Linked DNA regions of Mus musculus: region 1 is linked to region 2. The links are chromatin loops, found by intact Hi-C in ENCODE. Cell type or tissue: heart. All regions are shown on one strand. Links, peaks and the distances in the headings refer to the core of each region. The heading gives the core; the rest is flanking DNA.

Evidence for each region. A loop is a pair of places that touch in the nucleus more often than their neighbours do. Peaks named below come from ENCODE experiments on the same cell type or tissue, not always from the same donor. Only the 100,000 strongest peaks of a DNase experiment are listed, where the experiment ranks them.
Region 1: a loop joins it to region 2, with 2.8 times the contacts of the local background. A loop is called at or near these places in 3 of 42 quality-filtered maps.

The regions. Positions count from the first base shown.
Region 1 is chr9:103,070,031-103,085,663 of GRCm38, reverse strand. It overlaps Slco2a1 (solute carrier organic anion transporter family, member 2a1), which reads right to left. Exons shown (of 14, transcript NM_033314.4): 6 at 15,300-15,436; 7 at 13,030-13,105; 8 at 12,352-12,516; 9 at 11,099-11,288; 10 at 8,575-8,740; 11 at 6,052-6,215; 12 at 3,271-3,335; 13 at 723-846. Among named protein-coding and RNA genes, the nearest start is that of Rab6b, 34 kb to the left of the region's middle. In heart, for the core only: no CTCF peak of the experiment used is centred there; DNase peaks (open chromatin) are centred at 7,023, 8,603 and 12,383; H3K27ac peaks cover 598 bases.
Region 2 is chr9:102,906,561-102,922,193 of GRCm38, reverse strand. Ryk (receptor-like tyrosine kinase) reads right to left here. Exons shown (of 15, transcript NM_013649.3): 15 at 13,887-15,344. The coding sequence ends at 15,233. Among named protein-coding and RNA genes, the nearest start is that of Ryk, 79 kb to the right of the region's middle. In heart, for the core only: a CTCF peak has its summit at 7,900 (motif pointing left); DNase peaks (open chromatin) are centred at 5,853, 6,513 and 7,343; H3K27ac peaks cover 499 bases.

The DNA.
Region 1 (15,633 bases), core at 4,555-12,554, 160 kb before region 2:
CTCAGGTGACGAGCTGTCACTTCTCAGGTGGTCACTGTGGAGAGACACATGACGCTAGTGATCCTCTGCTCTCCTGTGACATCACTGATGGCCAGAGGTGACACTACTGTCCCAGCTGTCTCCAGAGGGTCTGTATCTTTCAGCTGCCTCTCTGCTGGCCTTCTCTAACCTGGCCTTTTCTATCCGTCCTCAGTATTTCTAGCCCCTGCAGGCCCACCTTCTCCACCATTTCTAGATGATGGAACGGCAGCAACAGAAGAGATGGCTGCATTTGGCTCACAGGCATAGGTTGGACTCCTGCTTCTTTGGACCTCTCCTGGGCGCCGTGCTGTGTTCCCCATTCTCTGAGCAGTGGAGAGTGACTGGTATCTTTTCCATATTCGAAATCTCTCTCAGGCTCCAGGTACACCTTTAACTTTGGTGACCATTGTCTGCTGCTATGAGTAGGCTTGTGAGGGACAGTACTTTGGGGGACACCTCAAAGCAGACCCTGTGTCTCCTCACCTGAATGGCTCCTTATAGGTCCCCAAATGCCTGCTATGGTAGCCTCTGCTCTCTGTCCATGGCAGAATCTATAGAGACATTCCCTCCTATTTTGCCCCTTAGAAAGCTGACAGCCTCCACCACATCCATGAGGTTTAAAAAAAGGGCTTTCCCCCCCCCCCCCGTGCTGGGACAACAGACCTAATCTCCTAGACACCTGTGTATGTGGGAGCTCTCACCTGTTTCGAAGAGCATCGTTGTCATAATACGCACAGGCCCCTCGTCTCCCTGAGCATAGGTAGTTCCACCGGATACAGGAGGAGTCGATGAGCAGGCCATAAAGGGATGGAGATGGCAGCCAGGCTGGCAACAAAGGGAAAGAGAATTCAGGGTGTCTGGGTGGCTTGGATCTGCAGTCAGAGATGTCCGAGCCCCCCACACCAATGGCACGGTTCACACATTGCCCTCGGAATCACAGTGACTCGGGAAAGCAGAAAGCTGCAGCAAAGCTCAGCAAGAGTTCCCCTTTCACCAGAAGGCTTAGGAGATAAAAGGGAATCCATTCTTTCAGGGCAGAATGAATCACGGGCTCAACCTGGAGTCAGCTCAGACACACAGCACTGTTCTCAAGCTCAAGGCTGGCCCCAGGTAGAAGTTCCATCTCGAGAGTGCTAACGCCTCCAAGGACTCCCCCAGCCTCTGTGGGTGGGTGGAGTCACTGGAATAAAGTGCAAGCGAACAAGAGGACCCAAGGGTTCACTGAAGTTCAAATCCCACGTTCTTCTCCCACTCCAAACTAGCCCACTAGATCGGACAACACCCTTTGGAGACCTTTAGTTCCCCGTCTTGCTCAGAAACACAGGTTGCCAAATCATCCTAGCATCTGAATGTTAAGATGAAGTCCAGCAGGCACAACACCTTACTGGGTGATGAATATTTTAGATGCCCACTACCCAACCCCACCAAACTCAGTGGTGCTAGCCACGTTGTGAGCAGCCAACGGGTCAGGGTGGACTTGTCTAGCCGCCAGTGGGTCAGAGTGGACTTGTCCAGCAGTCAGTGGATCAGGGTGGACTTGTCCAGGATTTACGTTGCAGATGGGCCATCCCATTCTCAGAAACGCGGTGCTGAAAACACCAGACACTCTAGCACCCTGTGAGTTCCTGTTTCTGGAAGAAAGAGGCAACCCAGTCCTGTTCCCTACCTACATAGAGAAATTCCCAAGAGCAGCCCCTCAGCCCCTGCTCACACTCCAGTTTCCAGGTGAACAGTGGCTGGAAACTGGCCCTAGTGACCCATCCCTAAATAGAAAAGAAGTCAAGGAGAGTTTTCAACCACATCTCAGTGGGTGACTGTGAGCCTGCTGGGGTTTATAAATAGGCAGTCTTTTCATCTAACCCAGAGTGAAGCTGTGTTCTTAAGTGACCAGTGGATTTCCTCTAGGCCTGTGTTTTCCAACTGTGGTCCACAGAGTTAGCTGAGCTCAGGTGGGAAAGAGGAAGCAGCAAGGGCTTGGAGCAGCGGGGCAGAGGGGCCATTCTCTAAGTCACCAATAGAAGCAGGGCAGAAGGTCCTCTGGGAGGAATGCCAGGGCTCTTTCCCCGCCAGGGCATTGGAGTAAGTGATAAACCAGCTATAGATGGTAAGTCATAAATAAATAAATACAAGCAGCTGTGCTAATGAACCAGCCTCAACCTGGACAAGATACCCTGTGTCCCCTGTGTGGTTCCAGGAATGTGACGGTTGTCATTTAGAGGGTTAAGGGTCCTTTGGAACTGAGACGCTTCATGATAGGATAAATGGCTTGCGGCTAAGAAACTCCATTGAAAATGCTGGCTCAGACCCTGCATAGGCACCTGCCCATCTGACTTCAGCTGGGATGATGACGCACGCTGGAAGGCTAATGGAAGCCATGGCAGGGCAAGATGTGACCTGCACCCCTGTATAATAATGCAGAGGGTGTCAGTGGTTAAAGTAGGAAGGCTCACATTGATAGTAACTCAAGTCCTTCTGCCCGGAACCTCAAAATCCCCACCCCTGAAATTCTTAGTACAAAGATCCTCTGTTAAATTCAATCTTTATACTTTTGTTCATCCATTGTAGCAAGACCTCCACATCAGTGCCTGGGGTTCAGTCTAATGCATGACTGTGCCATGGATGTCAACGGGCAGATGAGAGTTGGCCAGCTGGGAAGGAACCTACTGTGTGTCTCCTCTCCCTGCAGTCCCTGCACTCAGGGAAGCCAGATGCCTCCTGCTCCCGTGGGAGTTCTCTCTCCCTGTAGGTCTCTGCTGATTATGTGTATGCACAGCTTGAGTATTTTGAGTGTTGAGCTGGGGGCTCCAGGCTACTTGAGGACAGACAGGGTTTGGAGGCAGGATCCCCTGACAGAAGAGACATTTGCTGAACCGTGGCAGAGGACTGAGGTTTGGAAAATGGGAGGGAAGCCAGGGCTCAGCTCAGAAACTGCTCTGTCTAGGGCAGGAATGCAAGGTCTTGTTTCCTAGGGCGGATTCTTGGAGACAGATTTAAAAATACCTGCCTTTAACTCTGTATTCAGCACTCTCAGCTATGACCTTTTCTTTTTCTTACATAATTTAAATTTGGCTTGAATACTGTAGACAGAATCTTCCCCGATCTCAAGCAATCAGGCAAACTGTCATCTGTCAGGGTTTGGTTCTTCTTGCTGTTAGGAATATGCAGCCAAGATGAACTGGGACTTCTCCAAACCCTGCCCCGCCCCACATGGCTTTTAGATGCCCACGGTCCAGGGCCTAAATCACCTACCCAGCAAACGCATCAACAAGAACTGTACTCCAATGGCAAACGACTTTTCATCCTGGTTCACCACACTGAAAAGGAAAACAGGAAGTTAGCACCAGTAGGACTCTAGACTGCAGCATCACCTGGAGGGTATGAGGTGTAGGGGGTAGAAAGACTCAGAGCAGGTCAGCACTGGTCCTCATGGAGTCTGACCAGACACATGGATGATGCGCATTATCTGCTGAATGCCTGTTATACCCATCGTTCTCAAAGCACTGTTGCTGGATCAGAGGCACCGCCCAGGCTACGTTCAAAATACAGATTCTCCGCCTGGCATCTATCAAAAACGTGGATATTCCAGGAGAGTTGGATGTAAACTTGGGTTTGAGAACCAATAGTCTGTATTGTTTTCAGGACTGTCCAGAGACTTCTTGGAAAGAAAGCAGGCAAGAGAGACCAAGTAGAAAGGAATTTCTGGCTGGATGCTTAGACAGCAGGTCTGAACAACACCCACAGAATATCTTGTACCAGGAAAAGAGGGCCCTGGGCTATCAGCTTCTGTGCAGATCTGAAACATTTCCTTGCCCTGGGCCAGCTTTGTAAGGTGTGACTTGAATAGCTGCATAGGATGCTGCCGTCAGAAAGGCCCAGCTTTGGTTTACGTATGTCTTGGAGTTCTTAAATGATTCACAAGCCAAAGTCTTTACAGTTTCATTTGCATTGGGTCCTGTGGATTCTGTGCGTGGTCCTGCTTTCTACCTTTTCTCCTTCAAGAGGGGGATGGCAAAGCCAGGTAAAGAGGTTCAGCTCTCCCTAGAGAGCTGCCACCTCAACTGGAGAGTGAAAAGGGGGTTGGCATCTGACACACAGGGTTGAGGAGCTCAGAGCAGTGGTAGAAGCGCCTGCTGTGTGACCAGACTCTGGCTTCTCCACGTTTTCACACCACATACTCCTGGCTGGGTGATTATCATTTGGAAAAGAATTTGGAGCCGAGGACAGAGTGGAAAAGAACTCAAAAGTGGCCTCCAGATCATTCCATATTATCTTACAACCATTGCCAAAGTTAGTCGGCATCTGAGAGACATCCCCAGGGGGATGACCCAGTGAAGGGAGGCTCTTTGGAGTTCAAGTAGGAGAAAGAGGGACCATGTGGGATCTCCCAGTGGACAGTGCCTGGAATTCCAGTTGAATGGATGTTCTTTCCCTCTGTATCAGCTTGTCTCCAATGGCCCGATCCATAATGGATGACTTCGATGGCCAATCTTCATTGCTAACGTATGGATCTGGAATGACCTGGGAAACAAATCTCTTGGTGTATCCATGAAGATGTATCCTGAGGGATTTGACTAAGTTGGGAGGACGTAATCCTGAATGTTCATGGTACTATTTAGTAGTTTGAGGTTCTGGGATGAATGGAAAGAGACTAGACTTGGATAGAGTAAAATACATGTGCTAACCAAGTGCTCTGTTACTAAGCTACATTATTGACATGGCAGCTGGTCCTTCCTCATTGCTTAGCCTTCTGGAGAGATAGGTCCTAATCAATATGGAGAACACCAGCCCCCATGTCTTTTCTGAGGTAGGGCAGTGGTCTTCAACCTTCCTAAGGTTGCGACCCTTTAATACAGTTCCTTATGCTGTGGTGAGCCTCCCAACCACTAAATTATTTCGTTGTTACTTCCTAATTTTAATTTTGCTAATGTTATGAATTGTAATGTAAATTCTGTGTTTTCTGATGGTCGTAGTAGGCAACCCCTGTGAAAGAGTCAGTCAACCCCCAAAGGGATTGTTACTCAAACATTGAGAACCTTGTAAGGTAGGGTCTCATATTGCTTAGGCTGGCTTGTAACTTACTATCTAGGCAAAGAAGACCTTGAACTCTTGGTTCTCCTACTTCCAAGCACTAGATTTATAGATGACACCACCACGCCCAGCAGAGGAGCTTCTGTTTACGAAGCGATTGACCTTGTAATTGCTCACACTCACACTTGGAGGTGGGTATCACTATCTTCCTTTCATAGTCAAGGAAACTGGGAGTCATGAGGTCAGGCAACACCCAAGACACTCAAGTAGAGACTTTTAATCTGATAGGGAGTTTTCAACCTTTGTGTTTCTCCTTCTCTGCTTTCCAAGTAAGCTGATGGGGCTGGATGGGAGGTCAGAGAGGCAGGCAGGAGGTGGTTAGATGAACTTGGGTGAGATTTCTTTTCTTTTTTCTTTTTCTTTTCTTACATTTTCCTTCTTGGTAGAATGAGAAGAGGGAACGCTCTCTATTAAAAACCAGACACTTCTCTTGACCCCACCCTGGTTCCTGGTCCCTTGTCCCTCCACTCTGAGCACTGAGTCCCCAGTCTCCTGCAAATTTCACGTTTTCAGCCCTTTCTCACAGTGTTCGCTTTGCTTCTGGAACTTTCCTCAGTTTCTGACTTGCTGATTTCTCCTCTTTTAATATTGAAGAACAAGTGAATCTTTACCCACAGCCTGTCTTGAACCTGCGGCTCAACCTTTCGACAGTTCCACCATCCCGGGCTATGATTTAACTTCCCACAAATAAAGATGGGGGTGCCAACAGGGCCTATGTTTCATGGATACTAGGAGCCTGGGCCAGGCTTCCCTACCAGGAGCTCCTCCTGGGACAGGGAACTCCTGCCATCAGTGTACCTATTGTCTTCTCACCATTAGACACTTGTAGGTTGCTGTTAAGACTCCCCAGTTAAGGGAGGAGAGACTCTGAGTAGGAGACAGGATGTACTGTCAAAGAGAGGGTGTGGAAGCAGCAGCCAGAGGCTCAGAGATTTCACTCACCGTAGGACCATCATGTAGAGGGGGTTGTGGGAGACGCAGGCAATGAGTGCCACAAAGGAGATGAGGAAGATGGACGGGAGCAGCAGCTGTGCACAGGATGTAGGGCAGGAGCCTGTCTTGGCCGATGCGGATCCTCCAGTCACACAGCTACAGTTCAAATAGATCTTGAAGAACAGGAGGGGCCACGTCATGATTTAACCTCTGTATGTTTCACATATCCACACTGCCTCCCTCTAATATGAACGAATCCCTCTGCCCTCCCTTCAGCCCTCCAGGGATGGAGGAAAAGCTAGGATTCAAAGACTGAAGAGGTCAGATGAGGGTTTTAGAGTGCCCCATGGGGTCCTGGCTCTTTCACTTTGGGGACATTAGAAATGGTCTTCACGGTCTGGAGAGATGGCTCGGCGGTTAAGAGCACTGACTGCTCTTCCAGAGGTTCTGAGTTCAATTCCCAGCAACCATATGGTGGCTCACAACCATCTGTAATGAGACCTGATGCCCTCTTCTGGTGTGTCTGAAGAGAGTGACAGTGCACTCACATGCATAAAATAAATAAACAAATCTTTAAAATAAAAAAAAGAAAGAAATGGTCTTCACCAAGAGTCCAGCATGGGATGAACTCCTGCAGTCTTCCAACATCTGAATGCCCAAGATCCCATCACCAGGCAAAGCACCCTCATCAGCTCAGCGCCTGGAACCTGGGAGCTCTCCTCCCGGTCCAGCCCGCTCTAGTGGTTGCGCAAGTTGTTATGGGAGAAGGTATGTTCCGGGAGTAGAGGAAACAATAACAGAGTCTCTTGAATGCTCTGTAGCACTCCCCACTGAAGAGGTGTACTTTGACCTAAGAAGAGCCCCCAGAGGAGGACCCTGCCTCATCATAATTCTATGTGGCTCAACACTGCTGTTCGACTCATTTGGCGGCCACCGTTCATCTGGTCATCTTTGCCTTCCCTCCTTGCAGTGGCTGATGGCCCAGCCTATGATGACGTTGGTGTCAGAGCTGTTATGGGGCTGAGCCAACTAATGAGCTAGAGGAGGCCTCCCTCTGTCAGTCAGTGGGACTGTGGCCCTCAAGCTCAGAAGTTCCTAACACACGATATTGCCGTAACCTCCCGCAATCTGGATCTTAAAATACTAAGACTTTATCCCCCTTATAATTTATTATTTTTTCCCTTGCTATCATGGTAATGGATTTTGTCTTGATGTACTTGTGCTGTTATTGGAAGCTTGTCAAGATTATTTCTGGAAGTAGATGAGTCAGCGGAGAGTAAATAAAGATAAGAAAACCACAGAAGCCACCACTCTTCCAGTTAAGAGGCAAACTAAGGGGCCATCTTGTCTTAGCTCCTCACCCTTCTCTACCTGAGAGCCAAGGGCCTTTGCCCATAGTGACAGACAGGGGAAGCTTTTTTCTGTGACCTCGCAAGAGGTGGTAAGTGGGGGCTAGCCTGGCCCATGGCCAACACACATGGCCGACACACAGGTGCATTCTTCCTATGGGGGCATCCTATAGTAATGACATAGACGTTCCATTGTTCTCATCAGAGGGAGTTAAGAGGGGAAATAATCTCCCTCCTAAGTCTGGCTTGCCTGGCCCTGCCCAGCTCTGGACCTGTTGATCCCTTGTCCCGATAGCTGTGACACTTGTCGCTTAGCGCCGACCAGGCCTTTCCTCAGCTTCTCTGGTGCACTGGCACCTGTGCTTCCCTCGAGTGCAATGGGCTTCCAGGTTTCCATAGGATTCTTCTGGTCTTTGCTCAAGGGTAAGTCACCTCAGGAAGTCCCTCAGCATTTATCGTGTGCATTTATCGGACTGGATGTAAACTGTGAGACCAGGGCTTTTGGTTGACATGGTGGCTGCACACATGGATTTCTGACTAAGAGACAAACCTGGAGGAGGCATTTGCTGTTTCCTGATCCCAGAAGGCCTGGGGTCACTGTCCTCACATATTGTCAGACAAGTCCCCATAGGTCTAGGTCTAAGAAGGAGACACATGGCCTTGAAGACCAGGTGAAGAGAGATTTTGTTTCTAATCCTAGATTTGAACTTAATTTCATGGCTTCAGGCCAACTCTGTGGCACTCCTGGGAGAGGAGGGCTTGAAACGACTGCTGCTCCCAGCACTGGCCTCTAAGGTCCAAGTCACAGGGGACCCTCTGCTCTCAGGCCATGTGACTCTGTAATATGGCCTGAACCCAGAACCCAGAACCCAGAAGTTCCCCCCTGCCACAGGGAGCCATTAGTATCAGTCACAAGTTTCCGCTGAGAGCGACTGCTCGGACTTGTTTCTGTTGTTTTGCCAAGTTCCCAAGAATGAACTCGTTGGTCTCCAGCCAATCTTTAACTGACTTTGGGCTGTGGGCATCTGGTCATGACCCCGGGGCAGAGAAGGATGAGAGATGGTGGAGGGGGCTAAGACGCTGATACTGACGGCCAAGGAACGGTTTTTGAGGTGACACACTGAGCCCCAAAGCTCCATGTGGTTCTGTCGACCCCTGTGACCCCCTTCGTCGTTGTCCTTACTGGTTGCTTAGAAGCTGCTGAGCTCACGTTGAGGCTGCTGCAGCCAGCATGGCAGGGGGAGAGGTACTCGACTCCATTGTCTCCGCAGACAGGGTGGAAGACGGAATCTGGGCACAGGCAGTCCCTGCGGCAGGCGGGAGGCTGCGGATGTATAGAACTTGGTGTGCTGCCAGGCGAGACAGGAAGAGAAGAGAATCAAACAAAGCAAGACCAAGAAACAGCACCACACTCCAGCCCAGCACGAGGTCCTGGCCTGGCTGATGTGCCTGCATACCCCCGTTTGTCTTAGGCCAGTGCTGTCCCAGAATCTGAACGGAGCCGGTGGGAGCCGGCTGTGAGTCTGCCATGGTTTGGACATCATGGCCCTCTCCATTCTCCTGACCCTGGGAACCCAAACCCACCCATTACTCAGTTGTAAAGGTCTAGCCAGAAAACACCCATGCCACTGTCAGAGTTAAAATGACTGACAGCCTGAAGCTCTGTTGAAGGAAGTGGTCTACGCTACAGTGAAGTCATTAGAAACATTTGCCTTCTCTTATGGCCCAGCTAGGTGCTGGCTGAGACCTTTGGAGGCCACTGAGGTTTTTATAGACTGTTCATCTCCTGAAACAAATGGATTCACTGATCTGGGTCTGTCCATTCGCCTTCCTATCCTGGGCCAGAACTTCATCGAAGTGGATTTCGATGGCTGTTCTTACTGATCTTCTTTGGGGAAGTTCTGATGGCTGAGTAGTGCATTGATAAACAGTAGCAGTGGATGTTGGCATTTATGGGACATCACAATGGAAGGGCCTTTTTGTTTACGGATAACTTCCTCATAGCAACAAAGAGTGTCATATCTAGAACTCAGGCCAGGCAGGTGACAGAGGTGGGACCAAACTCCCACTGAAAACCACCTCAAGGACCCCAAGCTTTCAGGTTTCTCTGGGTCCCCAGCTTCTCTGGGTCCCCAGTCAGCCTGCAGAACGGTGGTGAGTTTCTCACTCCCTCACTCGAGGCAATGTTCCCCTCTTTTGTTCTGCTTTCCTCTGTCATCTGTCAGCTACAGAGGAGGTCATATCACACTATGTTTTTGCCTGATGCTGTTGGTGTATTTGGAGATGTTGCTCTCCACGAGAAAGAGACTATGCTGGGGTTAAAAGGTTCTGAGTCTCCAAATCTTGCAAATGTTTTGGGCAAAGTCCTCAAGAAAAAGTTTCAACGACAGCGGGGACAGCACACCTGAAAGCTCTAGAACAAAAAGAAGCAAATACACCCAAGAGGAGTAGACGGCAGGAAATAATCAAACTCAGGGCTGAAATCAACCAAATGGAAACAAAAAGAACTATTCAAAGAATCAACAACACCAGGAGCTGGTTCTTTGAGAAAAATCAACAAGATAGATAAACCCTTAACCAGACTAACCACAGGGCACAGAGACAGTATCCAAATTAATAAAATCAGAAATGAAAAAGGAGACATGGAAATCAAAAAAATCATCAGATCCTACTACAAAAGCTTATATTCAACAAAATTGGAAAATCTGGATGAAATGGACAATTTTCTAGGTGCCAAAGTTAAAACAGGATCAGATAAACCATCTAAACAGTCCCATAACCCCTAAAGAAATAGCAGTCATTAATAGTCTCCCAACCAAAATAGCCCAGGACCAGATAGATTTAGTGGAGAATGCTATCAGACTGTCAAAGAAGACCCAAGACCAATACTCTTCAAACTATTCCACAAAATAGAAACAGAAAGAACACTACCCAATTCATTCTGTGAAGCCACAATTACTCTTATACCTAAACCACATGAAGACCAAACAAAGAAAGAGAACTTCAGACCAATTTCCCTTATGAACACCCTCACAGAAACAAGGGGAGGGGGGACGGGATAGGGGTTTCCAGGAGGGGGTGAAACTAGGAAAGGGGATAACATTTGAAATATAAATAAAGAAAATATGTTTTCCTTTCAAAAAAAGAAAACGTTTCAAGGTGGTTACCTGGGGTGGGTTTGTGGGGGAGGGGGGAGGAGGTGGGGAGTGGCATGTTCCTTGCTCATGGGGTTGTAACACTCTTTCTGAAGATAAAGCTTGCCCTACGCTTACGTCTCACGCTGCTTTAAGCAAGCAGACTGGTCCTTTGACCTGCCCCTGCCTCTGCAGCCCTTGTTTTTTACAGTGTGTCGCCATTTTAATTGTTCATCTCTAAACCTTTTCAAGTCTCTTCTCCTCTTTCTTCGACATCTCAGTGAGACTCTAGCTCTAGCTGGTTCAGAGCTGGCATTAACCATTGCTTATTTCCTGGCTTCTATGGCTTAGGCTCATCCAGACACTAAGCCGGCTAGCTTCTGTGGCTTCTTACAAAACCAAACCCTAAGCCCAACCCCACTGGCTGGCTAATCTCATCTCATAATAGAACACACTATTTGAGACCTGGCTTCCTGTGTCACCATGTGAGACATCAGATCAAATGAGCAGGACGGAGGAGGTAAAAGGCAGAGAAGAGAGACATACAGTGGCTGGATTCCGGCTGTCCATTACCTGGGAGGGTAGACCTCAGCCACGGCGGGTGTGGAACATCCCATAAAGAAGAGAGGGGCACATAGGATTATGGAGATGGTCATGATGGTGGCAGCTACTCGGGGGATGGTTTGCAGAGGGAAAACAAAACGCTTCATGAGGATTCCTCCAAACAGCATCCCCAAGGCCGCAGCTGGAAGGTTCACAGCACCTAGGTGAGAAGGAGAGGGGCTGGATGCACAGCCTGGGAGCCTTGAGCTGAACCACAGGGAAGGAGCACAGCTTCGTAAAGAAACGATGGGTGACTACCGAATATCACTAACTGTTGGGTGATTGCTGGGTACATCCCGAGAATTTACTTTAGTAGAGGGTTGGCTAGCCTGATCAAAAAGCAAAGAGGCAGTCAACTTCTGACACCTATAACCCAGCGCTTGGGAAGTGGAGACAGGGGGATCAGGAATTCCAGGTGATCCTCAGCTACCTAGCAAGTTCAGAGTCAGCCTGGGCTATTCTAGGACTTGTTTCGAAGAAACAAATTGAAAACAAGAAGACAATGACAACAATAAGGAAGTAGATCGTTCTTGGGTGGCGATGCCCTGATCCGACACTGAAGGCTGGAGAAATGATAGCATCCCTAAAGGCTACACAGGACTTCAGCGCAAACAGGGAAGTCACCCCAGATCTCATGCCCTGATTATCTTGTCAAATCTTTGGTCAAATTCACCTATAGATGGGGCCCAGTTATTCATTTAGGCACTTGGTAGAACCCCCATTAGTGGTTCTTAGCATCTACTGCAAGAAGTACGAGCACCCCTGCCACAGAATCTGGGTTCATTAGTCTGGGTGGGTGGGGGCTAAGCATCTGCACTGCCATCGTGTAAAGGAGGCTGACGTGTCACAGGGCCAAGACTCAAGTTCCTGGAGAAGGCAACTCCTAAGAGGTGTTATGTATATCTCAAGCTCCATGTTCCCTCTCTCCTCTGTTACCCCTGATAAGGTCAGTTGGGAGGATATCAGATTCCTACCCTCTTGATGGGAAGGAAAGCAGCCCCTAGTCTTCACCCACTCCTAAATAGAATAGGAGTCTCAGAATCCTGCCAAAATCACTCTAGATCGCCAACCAGGAAAAATGCTCTTAAAATTCTTTCTCTCCGGCAAGCCCTCCTGTCTCCTGCCTGCATCCGGTCTGGCTCTCAGTTATCTCTGGATGGACTGTACAGTACCCAGTTCCTCCCTAGGGCACCACCCAGGCCCTGCAGTGCCCTCTGACACACCAATGAGTAAGTTGGCATAGGCTGCCGAGGCATCGTACTGCTTCTCCAGGAACTTGTTGAGGAACGTGGAGAGGCCAGCAATGACTGAGGAGAAGGTGCACTGGCTCAGGACCACCAGCATGAAGAGTGGGTTCATCAGCAGCCTCAGGAAGATGCGGGGGAACCCTGCGGGCAAACAGCTGTCAGGAGGCAGGCCTTGGCAAGAGCATCACAGGCTTCCTAGAGCCTTGCCGTCACCCTGACTCATCCACAAGGACAGCTTCCTCTCTTCCTCGGGGCAGAATCAGAGACACCCAGACTCCCAGAAGTCAGCCCAGGGTCCTTGGATTCCTGCTCACCACGCTTGTGGTCTGACTAAGAGGATGCTGGTGGTGGGTAAATAGAAACACTGCTCACCCTGGGGAAGGTCTCCTCCCACAACTTCCACCACTATAGGAAGACAGAGAGAGAGAGAGCAGAAGGGGAGACTTGAGAGGGGGTGACTGGCTCTGCCTGAAGTGGGATTTACTGGTTCCTGTAAAGAACCGGTCACCAGGGTCCTTGGCAGGATCCCTCCGAACTGAAGGGAGGTGAGGCAGTCACGGGCCTTACTTATTGTCTCTTGTTGCCCTTTACCCTGTACCTGGCTTGCTGCCTCCCAGAACCAGCCCACCCGAGGCTGCTGGGGCGCTCAGTTACGTTTAATGAAATCCATCAGGGAGCCTCTTGACTTGTCTTCCTCCATCTTCATGGTCTCCTCTGCGATAACAGACCTCTGAAGGTAGCAAACATGGTGATGTTAATGGCCCATCCTTGAGCCCCTTGACTCAGCGGCGTGAGGACCACACGTGTGTGGGGGAGGGCATCTGCAGGATGCTCCCTTGAAGCAGATACCACCTGTGTTTTTCAGGAGCCTGGTGCCTTGGCTGGAGGCCAGGGTGAATCTGTGCCAATGCCTCCCACTATACCTATGGGCATATTATTTCATCTGACTTTCCCATGACTGATGCCCAAAGCATCATCCTGGACCCTACCCTTGTCTGCGTTATGACTACACTGTGTCCCATATGCAGATCCTGGAGATGGCTAGCTTCTAGGACACAGGGATCTACGATGTCTGCAGTTCTCAGCTCCCCCTTTCTGTGTCCTCTCTGGGACCCTGCTTTCTACTCAGTCCAGAAGAAACCCCTACCCTAGGTTCTGTTCTAATCATTCTGGGGACATTACCTCAGTGCCCTCGCCAGTCTCTGAAGCTAGCAGCTCCAGTCAGAGCCCTCGGCTCTCTCCAAGCCACTGCATAGACAGAGGCCAGGGCTTTACCATAAGCATTTTTTGATGCTCCCATTAACTGAGCCCTCCTGCTCTGGGCAACATGCCCATTACTCTCCATCCATCGCCTCTTCCCTCACAACTTCCTTCCCAGACAGATTCTTTAATTACTCCCAAGAACTTTACAAGAAAGGAAGCTTAAAAACAAAGCAACTTGCCTAGCATCATTCAACAAGTTTACGAGTGGAACAGTCTTCAAGCTCAGAGCTGTCCAACTCTTAGCCTATCAAAATACACCCATAACCTCTTAAATGCTTCCCCGGGATAAGCTTTGGACCTCTGCTCACAGCTCCATTTCCCACAGTGGGGCCCTTTCTGTCTTAAGTCATAGACACAAAACAGCAGCTCCAACGCCTATCCACAGCCAAGTCTGTGCACTACCGCTCCAGGCAGGACTTTGTCCCATCTCTCTGATGGCCACTGCCCTGACCCTCAACTGTGTTTTCCTTCTTTCTCTTGAGCCTCTTAGGTCTCCAATCTTCATTCTTTCATGAGCCCCAATCTCAGCCAACTGCCATATTGTCACTATGGGACCACACAGTCACTGCAGTGCCCAGAAACCACAGGAGAAAACGTGAGACCCTTTAGTGTAACATAAAGGCTCCGCTCAACCTCCTCTCTGCTGCTTCCTAGTCTCATCTTTCAGGTTCCTTTCCCTAGCAGATACAACCCTGTCCCAGACACGCTCCTTCTCAGCCCATCCTTGCCCCACACCCTCACTTACACCTTGAGTGGACGCCCCCTTCTCACCAGGCATTCAGGCTCAAACCTTAGTAAACTCCACTAAATGTCCAAGTTAACTGTGCCTCACTACCTGCTCAGCTTTTGTGTGTGTGTGTGTGTCCACATGTGTACATGCATGTGTGCGTCCACGTGGAGGTCATGGGCCAACCTCCTTGGGTGTCATCCTTCTGGCACCACACATCTTGATTTTTTTTTTTTAAAGAATATATAGTTATAGCTGTCTTCAGACGCACCAGAAGAGGGCATCAGATCCCATTACAGATGGTTGTGAGCCACCATGTGGTTGCTGTGGTTGAACTCAGGACCTCTGGAAGAGCAGTCAGTGCTCTTAACCGCTGAGCCATCTCTCCAGCCCCCATATTGATTTTTAAAGAGGTCTTTAAGTAGCCTGGAACTCCCCACCTAGGCTGTCTGGCTATCAAGCCTTAGGGAATACTTCCATTTATCTGACCCCCCCCCCCCCCAGCTCTGGGATTGCAATTATATACCACCACGCTTGGCTTTTTTTTTTTTTTAAAAAAAAGAGGCGGTGTGTGGCTTAAGCTCAGGGCCTCACGTTTGCATGGCCGGCTTTCTAAGGATTGAGTTGTCTCGCTGTCTCTACATCCCATTGAGCACTGTGAATTGCTTCTTAACTCTTTAGCCCAGCTTAGATGAACTCAGGGATTTCCAAACTATGTTCCTTTGCAACCCTCCGGTCTTCGAGATGACAGCCTGATAAGAAGGTGCTGAGGGGTACCTCTTCTCAGCCTCTGATGAACCCTAAGTCCTAAGACCTCTTTTCATTTCCCCCAGTTTGCCAAGGCCACTGCAGCTTCCCAGCTGTTTCTTTTCCAAGCCCGTGTCCATTGCTTACGTGGCTACATCCATGGAGTCCTGGGCCCTGGGACACTTACCTCTGCTCCTCTGGACATCGCTCGGGGAAAGAAGAAAAAGGGCAAAGAGGTGACGATCAAGAAGCCTGAGGAGATGAGCAGGCCCAGCCACCAGGCTCCGATCCACCGAGGGTCACCTGGGCTCAGGTTCACTGTAGCTGAGAAGAAACCGAGGGATAGAAGTGTCTGTTGGCTGAATGCCCGATCTCTCTGACCTGACTCGAAAGGGAACTCTGGTTCAGGGGGGTGTTTTACTGACTTTCTTCCCACAGTGGTGGGACAGCTCTCCCTCTCCAGGCCTTTCTGGTCTTCCCAGAGCACCCCAGCCTCTGCACAGAAGGCAAATGCTAACCCT
Region 2 (15,633 bases), core at 4,508-12,507:
CAACCTTTGAGCTAGTCGAGGCATTTTAAAATAACTGGTGCACGCACGTGTGTGTGTGTGTGTGTGTGTGTGTGTGTGTGTGTAGGAGCCAGAGCGGTTAGCCAAAGTTACCACTACACAGAAGAACTGCCACGTGCACTGTTTTACTGACCGGGTTCTCTTCCTGATAAATGTGAGAAGGCCTTTGCCAAGTCCGTGTTGTAACTAGCAAACTCGTGAACGAGTGACGTGCTTATGATCTTGGATCTCCCCATCAGAAACACAGTCAGCATCACCATGAAATCAGAGCTGGGTTTGGCTCGCTAAGCCCTGCATGTGCTGCGCATTCATTCACTTGTTTATTCCTTATTTCTATCTGGCTGTTTTAAAAGCTATCTTTGCTCGGTTTTGTTTTTTGTTGTTGTTGTTTGTTTGTTTATTTGTTTTTAATTCTATTATTATCTATTGGAAAGTAAGACACTTAGGTAAATTCTCTTTGCCAGGTCTCTTAGTTATTAATATTTTAAATGTACTCTGATACATGGTTGTTTTTTTCCCCACTTTCTGGGTTCATTACGGAATCATCTGCAAATCACCCCGACCCCCATCACTTCTTGATCATGTCTCATCATCAGGATGAGTGTGCTGGCTAGTCTCATGTCACCTTGACACAAGCTAGAGTTATTTGCGAAGAGGAAACTGAGAAAACACCGCCCCCCCCAACCACTACATTGGCCTGTGGGGCATTTTCTTGGCTGATGATTGATGAAGGAGGGACCAGCCCATCACAGGTGATGTCACTCCTGGGTTCCATAAGAAAGCAGGACAAGCAAGCCTTAGGTAGCAAGCCAGTAAGCACACCTTTCATGGCCTCTGCTTCAGTTCCTGCCTCCAGGTTCCTGCCTCAGGTCCTGCTCTGACATGGGATGGAGTGTGATCAGAGTTGTAAGGAGAACTAAACCTTTTCTTGACCTAGTTGCTTTTGGTCCTGTTTAATTAGAGCAACAGTGAGAAACACTGTAACATGAGCCTCGGAAAGGAAGCCTACCTTAGCTATACCGCATGTGGAAGGATGGATGTAGTACACTTCCCAGCTGATCAAATCCTGAACTAAGAACTTGATTAGAATTGTTACACTGGTGGGCTGGAAGGATGGCTCAGTTGATTAGAAGTGCTTACCTCTTAGTCCTGATAGCCTGAGTTTGATCCCTGACACCTCAATGGAAAAAGAGAACCAAATACTAGCAGTTGTCCTCCGGCCTCCACACATGCACCATGGGACACACATGCCCGCACATGCTGTGCTCACTTAATCTCTCTGTCTCTCTCCCTGTCTCTGTCTGTTTGTCTCTCCTTTTCTTTCTCTCTCTGTGTCTGTCTGTCTCTCATAGACAAGAGTTGAAGAATAAAGAACTATTATATCAGTTATCAAGTTTGGCTACACATTGGAATTATGTAGGATATATATATATTATAAATTACTGATATATTTATATAAATAATGATGTCTAAAATTCTGATATAAGTGTTCTAGGTAGGTAGCCAGGGTATCTTGGATGAGTTTATAAAAAATTCTCTCAAGACTTTAGAAAAGCTGACAGCTGTTGCACAGTGGCCACTGTGGTTTTCAGACTAACACAGCAGCATCCTGGCACAATGGAAAGGCTAGCAGGCAGGCTCCATCCCAGCCTCGAGGGTGAGGCTCAGGGCTCTGGGTCTAAACAGACTTTCTGGGTGGCTATGATGTTCACTCCGGTTTGAGACTACAGATCTAATAGACAGAAAACACAATCCTTGAGAAGGCAAGAAGGAACAAGGGCCAGACTGGCCTTTCTCAGGCTTTCCCACCCTAGGAGAGGCAGATGTGAAAGCACAGGCTGAGGGTGTTAGCATCTCTTCTAGGCTCTGCCCAACAGTTACCTAGCAAGTCAGGTAGGAGCCTGGTTTGCCCTCCCCACCCCATTACCTCCCCCACCCCATGTGTTCCTGGTCAGCCTCTTCCCTTCTTTCTCCTGTCCCTTTCCATCCCTCTCTGTCCCTTTTCTTCCCCCGCCCCCCCATGCCCCAAATAAACTTCATTTCATACTAGACCCATCGTATGGCTGGTACCTGGGGGGGGGGGGCAGAAATGCCTCATCATGGGCCCGCTAAAGCACCCCCCCCTGCCATACCATGCCACAGCAGCACAAAACATACCAATAGGTCCAGACATCTAGTAGCATAGAGAGCAAAGATATGCTTTCTGGTGTTGCCTACGGCTCCAGAATGACAAGAGGCTGAAAGTGAAGAAGGGAGCCAGGCATGCTGGCTTTCTTGGGAGGTTTTGAGGTCAGCCTGGGTAATACAGAAAACTGCAGAACAGCTTAAGGTGCAGAATAAAACTTGTCTCAGAGAGAGAGAGAGAGAGAGAGACAGACAGACAGACAGACAGACTAGGGAGACGTGAACAGACTCCCCAAAGGCATGCCCAGTGATTGGTCTCCTCCAGCTAGACGCCACTTCCTGAAGTTCCTGAACCTTCCCAGGCAGCACCACCAGCCGTGGACTGAACCTTCAACACGTGAACATTTTGTGGAGACATTCCAGATGCTAACCAGAGAGGCAGTGATCTTGGAAAAGGATGCTAACGGCCATGGGAAGCTTGAGGTCTTCATTTGAAAGGGATGCTCTTAACCCAGGCCTGGAATTCCCAGAAATATTCAGGCTGGGTTAGCCTCTTCTCTCCTACTGCCCTTTTTCCCTTTTGTGTTTTCTATTTGTTTTGGTGAGACATGAGGCTTCCTTGTAGCTTGGGGTGGCCTCTATTAGGTTCCCTCCCTCTGCCTCTAGAGTTCTGGGCTTATAGACATGTATAACTATGGCTGGCTTTCAAGATGGTTTTCAAGGCACGGTGCAGATTCCAGGCACCTCAAGGAAAGTGACCCAAGGAACCTGACCTAGCAGGAGTGAACAAACAAATGAAAACAAGCCTTCCTGGGCCTAAGTTATTGGTCGGGGGTGGGGGTGGGGCGGGGCAAGGATAGAGGGTGGCCAGTGTCTAGGTTTCTTTTTCTGCCGTCATAAAATACTCTTGACAAAAGCAATTTATGGGGCTGGACGGTGGTAGCATACACCTTTAACCCCAGCATGTGGGAGGCAGAAGCAGGATGATCTCTGTGAGTTCAAAGCCAGCCTGGTCAACCAAGGGAGTTCGAGGACAGCCAGGGCTGCTTGATGAGACAGGCTCTGTCTCTAAGTAAGTTCAGTGCAGCCTTTATTAAAGAAACAACAACTGAATTGTAAGACCTAAGTGTATTCTCTGTTAGTGGAGGACAGAGCTGAGGCAGACTGCTGACTATTGTCCCTCTGAAGGCAGAGTTAACATGCGGAATGGTATTTTAAAATAACCCTGAAAGACAGGGTTGCTGTAATAGGAAAAGGCCATACGAGCCTTCAAAAATAGGGTTTTTTTCCCTCACTCTTAAGATTTTATTGACCCAGCCATAAATCCCTAGCCTATATTCAGAGTTTGACATTTCCTCTCAGATAGGAAAGAAATCAAATGCTTATTGTAGCAAGTTCACAAGTGTATTTCAGTAGAACTTCAGTCAACAATTTCAAAGGCACTTCCTAGTAGCCTGTGCCTGGTAAGAAAGTGTATTTGTTAACTATGTAACAAGGTACCCTGTACTCATTTCACTACAAAAAAATAAAATAAAATAAAATTAAATTAAAAAGTGACAAGGAACCTGATTTCTGAGGTATGGAGGAGCCAGGCCACTGTTGAAAACTCGTGTTGTGCCGGGTGGTGGTGGCACACGCCTTTAATCCCAGCACTTGGGAGGCAGAGGCAGGCGGATTTCTGAGTTCGAGGCCAGCCTGGTCTACAGAGTGAGTTCCAGGACAGCCAGGGCTATACAGAGAAACCCTGTCTGGGAAAACAAGAAAAGAAAAGAAAAGAAAAGAAAAGAAAAGAAAAGAAAAGAAAAGAAAAGAAAAGAAAAGAAAAGAAAAGAAAAAAAAGAAAAGAAAAGAAAAGAAAAGAAAAGAAAGGAGGGGAGGGGAGGGGAGGGGAGGGAAAAAAAGAAAAGAAAAGAAAAGAAAAGAAAAGAGAAAACTCGTGTTGTAGGTTCAGGGCCGCCCCAGGTAAGGTCAGCCAGCAGTGTCACCTCTTCGGAAGCATTCTAGGTGATGTTTTTTGAGAGAGCCAATGAAGCAGGACATGACTGATATCAGGTCACAGGCCATTTCCTCAGTGGCTCCCAGCCCACAGGCTGCAGCCCACCCCCAGCAGGCGCCCTGTGCTCTCAGGCCTGGAAGCAGAGATCAGGTCATGTGCGTGCATTTCTACTTCTCCAGGAAAGCAGCTCTATGGACTAGCTGTGTATGTAGGCCGAGTGATTATGGGGCCGGCGTGTGAGTGGTACCATAAAGACAGGCTGTGGGAAAGGCTCCTACCAGAAGGGTTTTCATAAAAAAATAAAGGCAAACCCCTATACATGGCTCCCTCTGCAGGTCAATATTAAGGATAAAAGTCCATCTCTCTTTTTTGGAGGTTTGCTAACTGTCTAGATACCTTCCTCTAAGCCTTTGGAATATATTTAGTTTTTGTTTTGTTTTTTGCCAATACAAACTTTTAGAATATTGAACTCCATAAGTGTATTTTCTCAGTGAGAAGTAATGTTTAATAAATTCTAGGCTAGGGCTGGAGAGATGGCTCAGGGGTTAAGAGCGCTGACTGCTCTTCCGAAGGTCCTGAGTTCAAACCCCAGCAACCACATGGTGGCTCACAACCACCCATAATGAGATCTGATGTCCTCTTCTGATGTATCTGAAGACAGCTATAATAATAAATAAGTTAAAAAATAAATTAAAAAAAATAAATTCTAGGCTAAAGGAAATTGCAGAGGGGGTGGAGTAGCCTTTTGTTTCAGGAAAGACAACAATAGACAGCACACACACACATATATTCCCTACAGACACACACACACACACACACACACACACACACCCCTCTTAGTTCACATGGTCCTATGTATCACTGGTTGAACAAAACTATCTCCCATAACAATTTTGCAGAGCCTGAGTGATTATCAAAACAGATAATCAAAAACCATGTATAACCAATGTGGGCGTAGGGGAGGGAAGCTGGCTGGGGCAATGGAGTCTGGAGAGAACCGGCAAGAGACCACAAGTTCTGCCCACAGATGGCTCAGGAAGCACTAGGAAGCAGTAAGGGTGGCTTCCTGGTGGCCCTGTGGAGACTAAGGAGGGACTAAGTTCAATGTTGGGGTTGAGGGGTGCCAGATGGTCCTGCAGAGGTGCTGAGCACAGAAAAGACCTGACAGGCAGGTGCTCAAGACTGACATAGGAACCATAGGAACCCAAAATTGGGGGGCTGGGGTGGGGGGAGGTAGACGCTTGAGCCCCAAATTACTAAGTGTGGAAGGAAGGCTGAAGTGGAAACGTGGTTTTCTTTGGAAAGTCAGTTATTTCAAAGAATGTTTCGCTGAAGCAGACACAGGTGAAAGGACATTTTGCTGAAGCAAGCACATGAAAGGATGTGTGATGAAGAATTCTTCGCTAAGGACATGCATGTATTGGCCTGCCTTACATGCATTGTTGAGCACCATTTGTCTTGACTCCACAGAGAGAGATGCACCAAAGAACTTGAGAGGTTCCCGTGGCTTCTTGCCGCTTCCACGGGCTCCACGGCCGATCTGCAGAGTGATGTCAGCTGATACAGACCCACGGGGAGTTTTGCTAAGACAGGCTCATGTGCTGAGGCAAGACCTGTGGAGGACACATGATGTTTGGGGGGAGCATACATAGGACTCAATGGACAGTGACTGGCGGCTTCCTGTGCAACCCTTCTTCGTCTCAAGTCTTCACTGATCTTGGCTTCGTTGGGAGAGGCACAGCCAAGAACTTCTCCTGGCGTCCCTGCTGGTCTTGCTCCCTCCTGCTGACTGGTGAAGCCTTGCCTGGCTGTCTCTGCTAGGTTGGACTGCTGCTATATTGGTGAAGTGTTTGCGAGTGGATCGAGCTGCCGCTGCTGATTCCTGTGAACTGAACTGCTGGTTTCCTGACAACACAGATGGGATTTGCTCCAAAGAACAATTTCTAAACAGGCCCACTGCCCCTGTATCACCATAAGCTTTCTTTCCCATTACCTCTGGTGGGTGGTGGGCTAGAAGGGAGGTTGGAGCATTTAAGAACAACTATTCAAAGTAGGATTTGAAAAGCCAAAGTTACAGAAGGCAGTTCAAGGACGATATGCTGACACATGCCACGGAGAGAATGTCACTGAACCTGGCACCTATGGTGTCAGGGGCCTGCAAAGTGAGCCATTACCCCAGGAAGGAAGGACCCTGGGCCCACGTCAGGGCAGACGCTGAGTGGAGTGGAGGTAACTCACTGAGAAGTAGTAACTCAATGCTAACAGGAAGGCAGGGAGGGAGGGGTGCTGGAAGCTGAGAAAGTCATTGGCAGAGAAAACCATGCATACAAGTCTGAGGGGTCCAGGAGAAGCATGGGAGGCTGTGCTAACGGAGAGGATATCTAGGAACACTCTGTCCAGCAAGAAGGAGGAGCTGTTGACTAGGATGGAGTTCAAGGGAAGCTGGGAGCGGCTAGAGAGGAGGATGAGAGTGGGAAGCAGGGTCAGAGTGCAAGAGAGAGGGGAAGATAATGACAGAGTTGGGGTGCCAACTGGATAGTCCTGGTGTTAAGAGGGCCAAGGGGCCTCTAGCATGGCCAGCTGCTTTTGTGGTCTAAATGTGAGATGCCCTCCCATCTGCTCATGTGACACTTATATGCTATAAATAACCTGATGTTGGGGGTGTGTGTGGATTTGATGGTGGTCAGACTGCAAGCAGAGACTAAGGATACTGAAGAACCTGAGAGGTGGGTTTTATAGAACAGGGAGCTTTGCTAGACTGCAGTAGGTATGGAACAACATTACAGAGGAGATCAGAAGTGAAGGCACAAGGCGGGTGTGTGTATGTGTGTAAGCCAGGGACCAGATGATGCTAACGTTTGGGCTAATGTCCCCACAGAGGTCCATGTGTTAAAGCTTGGTCCCAGTTGTAAGGGGGTAGAGCCTTTAGGAGGTGGGGACTGCTTAGAGGCCTTCCTGTCAAAAGTGGGTATGCCTTTCAAGTAAGCATTGCACGGCTCCTTTCTCTTTGGATTCTGGCTCCCATAAAGAAACTATTTAGTCCACCACGTGTGCCCTGCCATTCCATACTGCCTTGCCACTAGCTCAAAAGCAAGAGGGTTGGTCCTGTATGAACTGAAACCTCCACAAAACTGTAAGCCAACATATGCTCTTCTCTTTCCTTCAGTCACCTCAGGTATTGTGTTAGAGCAAGCCAACATAGAGTAGAGGGTGCTGTGTGCTAGGATGCCACTTCTGACCACACCATGCTGTGCCTGTTCCACTCCAAACCCTTGCCTCCCACACCATGACTGCAAGGGAGCTAGCTTATCTTCTGGAACGAAGACACTCTGGGCTTAGATCCAGATTCTCCTCTAGCCACACATACCAGCTCTCATTCATCTACTTTCTGTCTCAGTCCCAGATTTACTCTGGAGACTTAGGCCCAAGGTATTCAGATCTTCAGTATCTTGGACCAGATACTTAACTGGAGCCCATGGCCAGGTAACACCTTTCCCCTATCAGCCTACACTCCAGAGTGCTGCTAGCTTCATACCTATCTGGAAAAACACAGCTTCTTGATTCGCTCTTCTCTCAACATTTCTCTTCCACAGACCACTGTTTGCAAACTGTTTTTTTTTTTTTTTCCCCAGCCAGCTGCCTAGGGAGACTCTTTTCTAAATGACGTCCTTGCTGCTGGTGCCCGAGTCTTTCCCGATGGATATCAGCAGAAGTGTCTTGGTGGCCTTTCTATCACTTACTGAGAAAGGCTCCCTCTTCTGGGAGCCGCAGTGATGTGGTTGGAACCCAGCACTGGCCATGCAGCCACATTAAAATGGCCGTTGATAGGAAGGGCAGGGCGAAAGGATGACGGGTTCTTAGCCACCCTCCTCCCTTTGGACTACCATGTAAGAAGGAAACAATGACTTAATCTACCATTTGTTATAGCAGACTCCACTGTAACCAAATTTCTGAAGAAAAATGTGCTGACCAACCAGGGCAGCCCCAATGTGACTTACACTAGCTGTGTGCCCTTCTTATTTGCTTGTAGGCAGCTCCCGTTTTAATTTCCCTCTACAACACTTCAAGTTCCTATGAAGCCCACCCCCAACCTGGTACTCCAAACACTAACACTACCTTTTATATCACTAGAAATGTTGGAACCAACAAGCAGGGGCTCCTAAGGTGTCCTGCCTCCCTTGCAAACCCGTTCCTCCCGTCTCAGTAGCACAGGGTTTGGGGACAGACTCCCTGGATTAAGACACAGCATTACTTAACGCAACTAAGCTCAACTTTCATTTCCTCAATTGTAAAATGGGGGTAAGGCCACTCTGTAGGACTTTTGGTGATTAGTACTGTCTTAGTCAGGGTTTCTATTCCTGCACAAACCTCAGGACCAAGAAACAAGTTGGGGAGGAAAGGGTTTATTCAGCTTACACTTCCATACTGCTGTTCATCACCAAGGAAGCCAGGACTGGAACTCAAGCAGGTCAGGAAGCAGGAGCTGATGCAGAGGCCATGGAGGGACGTTCTTTACTGGCTTGCCTCACCTGGCTTGCTCAGCCTGCTTTCTTATAGAACCAAGACTACCAGCCCAGAGATGGTCCCACCCACAAGGGGCCTTTCCCCCTTGATCACTAATTGAGAAAATGCCTTACAGTTGGATCTCATGGAGGCATTTCCTCAACTGAAGCTCCTTTCTCTGTGATAACTCCAGCTGTGTCAAGTTGACACAAAACTAGCCAGTACAAGTACCATGCTTGATGTACGGTGGCAACATCTGCCTACCACAAACACTGCTAAAACACATGTGGGTGTATCTCTGATGTGAGCCTTTTACTGAGTTTCTATTACTCCAGACCAAAGTTGGAATTTCTTGACGTTAGACCCGTACTGCACTTCTGCCCATTTACCTTGGAACCTTCCCTCCCAGCAACATCATTTTTGAAGGGTTTTGGCCAATAATAGCACTCTGTTCATGGATTCAGGAAACAAACAAACAAACAAAAAATCCTATTAACAGAGTGTTAGTCAGCATCCTACCAAATTAATTTCCCTTCCTGAAAAGCACACCCACTTCCTATAATACACCAACATAAGACACAGCCTGCTATACATCTTAGGTTTGCAAGCAAAAGCGCCTTTCATTTCCTTCATTTGTAAAACAAGGGAGTTACATTATCAGCTGGCCATCTCTACAACACAGCACTACACTGAAGCGGTGATGGGAAAATCCAGTATTTCTATCTACTTCCCGATCTTATGTTGTTTTAATGCACCTAAGGGCCGCATCCTGTGGAAAGATATCAGTGTTCCTTCAATAGGGACATGCAAAGCGTGAGCCAGTGGGGCAGCCTAGAGCGTGCAGAGACCTGAGTGGCCAGCGGAGGAGGCGCGGGGAGCTTCCCACCAAGTCCAGCAGGCCAGGCCCGTCTCTTCCTTTTCCTGCCTTCCCAGAAGAGGTGAGGAGGACCATAAGGGAGCATTTATCACAGACTGAGAGTCTGTTTAGGTGACCAGAATACACAACCCTCTCCTTCAGTGAAGGCAACTGTGGGTCCTGAGGGGAAAAGAGGAGCCAAGGCCAGAGAGACACTGCCTAGAGACTCCAACACAAAACTTAAAACACTCGTACTACGCACTCTGCTTCCTGACCCAGTCAGGCCAAGGCCATTCTGGCTCCAGACAAGATGGAGCCAAAGGATCTTTCCTCATAATAGTAACGCTGGTGATTCTGTGAAGCCAGAGAAACACTGACCGACGCCCCCGAGCCCGCTGGTCACAGAAGCACCAGGATCTGAGTTCGATTCCCAGCACATCCAGAAAAGTCAAGTGTGGCTGGAGAGGGAGAGACAGGAGAGTCCACTTCCCAGTCAATCGGACTAGACTGAACTTCAGTTCAGGAAGAGAATCTGCCTCAAAAAATGATGTAATGGAAAGCCACCGAGGAAGACATCTGATGTTGACGCCTGGTGTGTGCACAAACACACACAACACACAAAGTTAATTTAAAATTAAATGTCGAGCTGGGCGTGGTACTGTACATCTGTAATTCCACTGCCCAGGAGGCTGAAACACTCGTGGAGGGGAGGTAGGAGATAAGAGTTTAGGCTATACCGTGAGATTTGGTCTCCAAAAGAAAACGTTAACAAACCTCTTATACATGCAGATAAAGACTCAAGACCTAGTCCAAGATTTGTATCACTAGACACAAGCTTAAGACCATTTACCTCCAATTTTTGCAGAGGCATACGGCTGATTTCTACATTATTTCCAGAGGCCAAAGGTCCTAGGTGGTTTAGATCAGAGCCAAAGCGAAAGCACCCTGAGATAGACTTTATAGTACCAAGTACAGAGAACATACTTCACTTTGCAAGCTCAAGGACAGGTTGGTGCAAAAAGAGCAGAGGTCAAAGTGGCAGCAGCCATGATGTACTGTAGGGCTTTCAGGACCAGGAGCCAGAAGTTAAAAGCTCAGATAGTGGCTCCGACCAAGTTTTCTCCTCAGTAGTGGTCTCTGCTAACTTGAATCTTCCTAGACTCACCCTGCTTCCCTTCATGTCTGACAACTCGTGGAGTGCGAAACCCAGTGCTGAAGGAAGCTGGGTCAAGAGTCCATCTCTACACTGTGGCTGACCCTGCTAGGAGCCACCTACAGCCATTCCCCATCCTTACCACGGAAAGCCTTCTTTTTGTTTTTTGTTTCCAGGTGACGATCTGATTAAACGAAAACTCAAGTGTCCCCAAGCAGGTGTCAACTGAGAATGTGGCATATCCTTACAAGGAAATACTTTTCAGCAGAACGAAGCATTTGCTGGCCATGTCACAACATGGAAACCCTGAAGACCATGTGCTAAGTAGAAGACATCAGACACAAAAGACTACTTACCACATGGCTCCATGTAATGCAAAGTTCCGAATAGAGATCAGGAGATCAGTTACTGCCTGAAGCTGAGAGTGAGAAAGGAAGCGGGGTGACCACAAATGGGCATTGGGCTTTTTCTAGGGGCCACACATCTCAACAGGGGAGCTAGCACAGTGGTGTCCCCCTTTCTTCCAGCATTTGCAGGCTAAAGCAAGAAGGCTGCCAGGCAAGAGCAGCCTGGGCCACAGTCTGAGAACCTCCTGGAGTACACAGTGAGGTCCTGCCTCAAAAAGAAAACCATATGACAAAACCCAAAATGAAACAAATTGAATTCGACTATGGTTATGACCACTCAACACTGAATATATCAAAACCCATCTATTTTATGGTGCAATGTTAATTATATCTCAGTAAAGCCACTTTTAAATAAAAACCTAACAAAATACAACTTCTGGGCTGGAAAGATGGCTCAGTAACTAAAAGCACTCAATGCTCTAGCAAAGAAACCAGGTTTGATTCTTAGCATCCACAAGATGGCTTACAACTATCTGTAACTCCAGTTTCAGGGAGATCTGACACCCTCTTCTGGCCTCCACAGGTACCAGACACACACACTGTGCACATACATACATACATACACACAGGCAAACACCCATACACATAAAATAACTCTTGAAATGTTTTTTTCCTAGAATGTTTAATAGCCAGGCGTGCCCATGTGATATAGTTCCAGCAAGATGCTGTCAGAAACATCCTACAAGAACGTTAGTGGCGTCCTCACACAAGGACTCAGCTAACTGGTGTTCCCATTTTCCTATCACAGCACATGGGGCTGGGAAGATGGCTCAAGTAGTAAAGTCCTTGTCATGCAAGGACAGAGAACTGAGTTATTGTCATAATCCTCTTTATGATATTCATCTGTTTGTGTTCACAGGCATGCATGCTACGACACACGGGAGGTCAGAGGACAACTTGCAAGAGGCAGTTTTCTCTTTCCTAGGGATTGAACTCCAGTCATCAGGTTTAATGGGAAGCCCTTTCAGAAACTGAGCCACCTTACCAGGCCAGAGGTTCTAAATTCTATCCCTAGCACCCACCAAAGTAGAAAAGCAGTGTGATGGCTTCCAGGACTGGGGAAGCACAAACCGCTGGATCCCCGGGGCCTGCCTAGCAAACTGGTAAGTTTCAATGAGACACTAGGGTCAATGAGACACTCTGTCTTAAGAAACTAAGGCACATGTCTTAAATCCCAGGACTCACTGTAGAGCAGGCAGTTTTCTGAGTTCGAGGCCAAACTGGTCTACAAAGTGAGTTCCAGGACAGCGCTACACAGAGAAACCTTATCTTGAAAAGCCAAAGGTAGGTAGGTAGGTAGGTAGGTAGGTAGATAGATAGATAGATAGATAGATAGATAGATAGATAGATAGACAAAAACTAAGATGGAGAGATAGGAAGAAATGTAACATCCACCTCATGCTTTTACACACACACACACACACACACACAGAGAGAGAGAGAGAGAGAGAGAGAGACAGACAGACAGACAGACAGACAGACAGACAGACCTAGAGAGGAGCCATCTATCTTCAGGGCCATCAGCATCTGTGGAGTGAATAGTTTTTAGTTACCATCACTACGATGTAAGCCCCTATCTAGTATTAGTGCTAATTCTTGGTGGCAACAAAGCAGAAGGCCAAAATATAAAAATAACTGGAAACATTGATTCCAAATGTAACTTCAAGGCACCATGGTATTAATCTTAGGTTTTTGTTTGATGATGATGACTTTCAACCTGTGTTTTTTGTTTTGTTTTGTTTGTTTCTTTTGTTTTAAATCCTGGAGCTGTCCTTACTACTTTAGAAACAAATCTTAGTTTTAGCCACACATGGTGGTGTTTACTATCCTAGCACTTGTTTGAGCTTAGCCTGGGTTACACAGCAAGGTACTGTATCAAAAAACTTTTTAGTGTTGTCAGCAGAGACAGCTTATGGTCGCATCCTGCACTCCATCAATTTGCTTCTTAAAAACCTACATTTTTAGTGATGTGGGGGGCGGTGTTCGGCGGTATTCACAAGCTATACAAATCACTGAAGGAGGATCAGCCGTGGAAAACGGACTCTTCCTTTCTTCCCTTGTCACTATCTCCACATAGTTCAGTAGAACAATCTACTGAAACGAGAGAGCATGCACATGTGCACAGGTAGCAAACCCCCAAAGGAAACAGAAGTTCGACTTAACCGGGACACAAGTCAGACAGCCACACTTTTCCTTAAAACAGTTCTGTCTAGATCTATGAATATACATATATACTCAGATATGTTATATATGGGTATACATACTCACATGTTATATATATGGGTACATACATACGTATGTATATGAGTATGTGCCTTCATGAGTTTATGACACCATGTACATGCCTGGTGCCTGTGGAGGCCAGAGGGATCCAAACGCAGGTGCCCTAGAAGGGCTGTGAGCAGTCTGAGCCATGGAGCCATCTTTCCAGCCCCAGAACAATGACTTTTAAAACAACTTCTATACAGAGAACTGTGATTTCTAAACATTGTTCTCATCTGAAACAATAAGAGTGCACTGAGTGTTGGAAGTGGGGGGTGAGGGAAGCTGAACTGCTCTGTGTAGGTAATGTACACACTGGCTGACTGGATGCTGACTTGAAGTACTAGTGTGTAATGTACGCACTAGCACTCATTGACTGAATCCCTTCTAAGATGCAGGCTATTAACAAAGTGGCTTAAGTTACAAAAGGTTCAAAGGAGGCATTTTAAAACCCAGACATTTGAGGACAAAGCATATCATAAACAAGACACCATATGCAGGACGCCCTATGCGGGACACTGAGCTCCTGGCTTGCCTCCTGGAGCCTTGGACTGTGGAAGCTGTCTTTTCAGATACTCTCTTTATTCACAAGACTTATTTTAATAGAACAGACCCATGTTCTCCCTCACATCCCTGAGAGGACAGACACAGAGGCAGTAGCTGCAGGCCCAGTCACTTCACAGGCCCAGGTGACAATCCCTTAGGTAGACCAAACCTGTGTGTAACTACATACATGTATTTGTGGACTCTCTCCATGATAAGTCCTTGTAGGAGTAACTCCAACTTCTTAACAGGCCCTGGCGGCTGAGCAGAGTCAGCTGTTCTTCTGTTAGGGTTTTGGAACCTGAGTCAAACTCTCAGGGGATAAAATGTGACTCCAAGACTTTCAGGACACGACCAACAGTCACACACTGTGAGCAGTATTTTGAATACCAGCATATAAAATGAGTCCTTTAATTTTTCAAGTGTTTTAAAAAAACAAATTTATACTTAAGCCAGCCTTGAAGATAAGCATAAAAATTACCAATTTAAACCAAAAACCAAAACTAAAACCCCCCAAACCCACAACAACAGAAGCACCGGCTCTGTGCGTAGCTCCGCCCAGGCGTGCACAGAGGGAACCGCAGCAGTAGAGAGGGGTCACTGTCAGGAACTGTGTCCTCTCCTTCCCCGGAGAGCAAAAATAAATAAGGTCACCACTGTTTTCCACAAGCCTGCCCCAGCCTTCTTCCAGCTCACAGGAAAGCTGACTGAGATGTGAACTCAGACCTGCTTCCCCAAATGTGAGCAGAGCCATGGTCACTAAACAAGCGATTTTCCATGCGGGGGCGATATGTTTTTTTTTTTTTATTTTTACTTTGTAATTTCTTTTTCTTTTTACTTTTTCAATTTTCCTAATATACTATCTTTCTTCGTATAAGGCAAACCAGACAACTTCGTAATGTTGTTTTTCCTAAGAAAAGTACCGCATTTTGAAGACAAACCACTCCCAAAAGTAGTGACCAAAATATTAAAATAGCTTTAAAGGTGAGTCACCTACATTACTTCAATGAAGTAAAACATTAAGAATAAAAGCAGTTGGCACTAAGACAGCTATTCCAAATATCTGTGTCTAAATAATTTTTAAAACTGTTTATTCATTTTTTAAAAGAATGCACCCCCTAGTCCAAAGTCACTATATTTTAAAAAAATTTTTGGCCAAAAAATGTACAAAACCCCTTTTGGTTCAACCTAGTAAAAGTGGTATCTAGAAAACACTCTGCGTTATTACGTCATCGTTAAAAGCTGAGGTTTGGAAGCACTGCTAAGGCTGGGTGATCTGGAGACAGTGTGCCCCTGCAGGCACTGCGCTGCACGAGGGGCATCCGTGACAGACAGGCACTTTCTTCTGAGTGGCGGAGCTGGGAGAGAAGTCAGACGTAGGCTCCCAGGGCAGCGTGGAACTCTGTGAGGCACTGGACCAGCTGCTGGAACTTAGGCCTCTCCTCAGGGTCCAAGGCCCAGCAACAGGCCATCACAGCAAACCTGCAGTGACATGGAAACGTGTCAGGCCTCCGTCAGCGTCCTGCCAGTTATGTGCTCTGTTTAATGGGCTGCTGGGGAGGACAGCCATGAGCAATCGCTTAGCTGTACTGTTAGCAGCTTCAGGATTAAAGGAAGTTAAGTTCTTTGGATTACACACAACCATCTTCAGTTCTTTATGAGAATACAATACTCAGAAAGTTCAGAGCTTTGTGTAAATACACAGAACAGTCAGAATAACAGGCTGCGTTGTCCTGGACGCTGTTGAGGAAGAACTAGGAAGAAGTGTTAC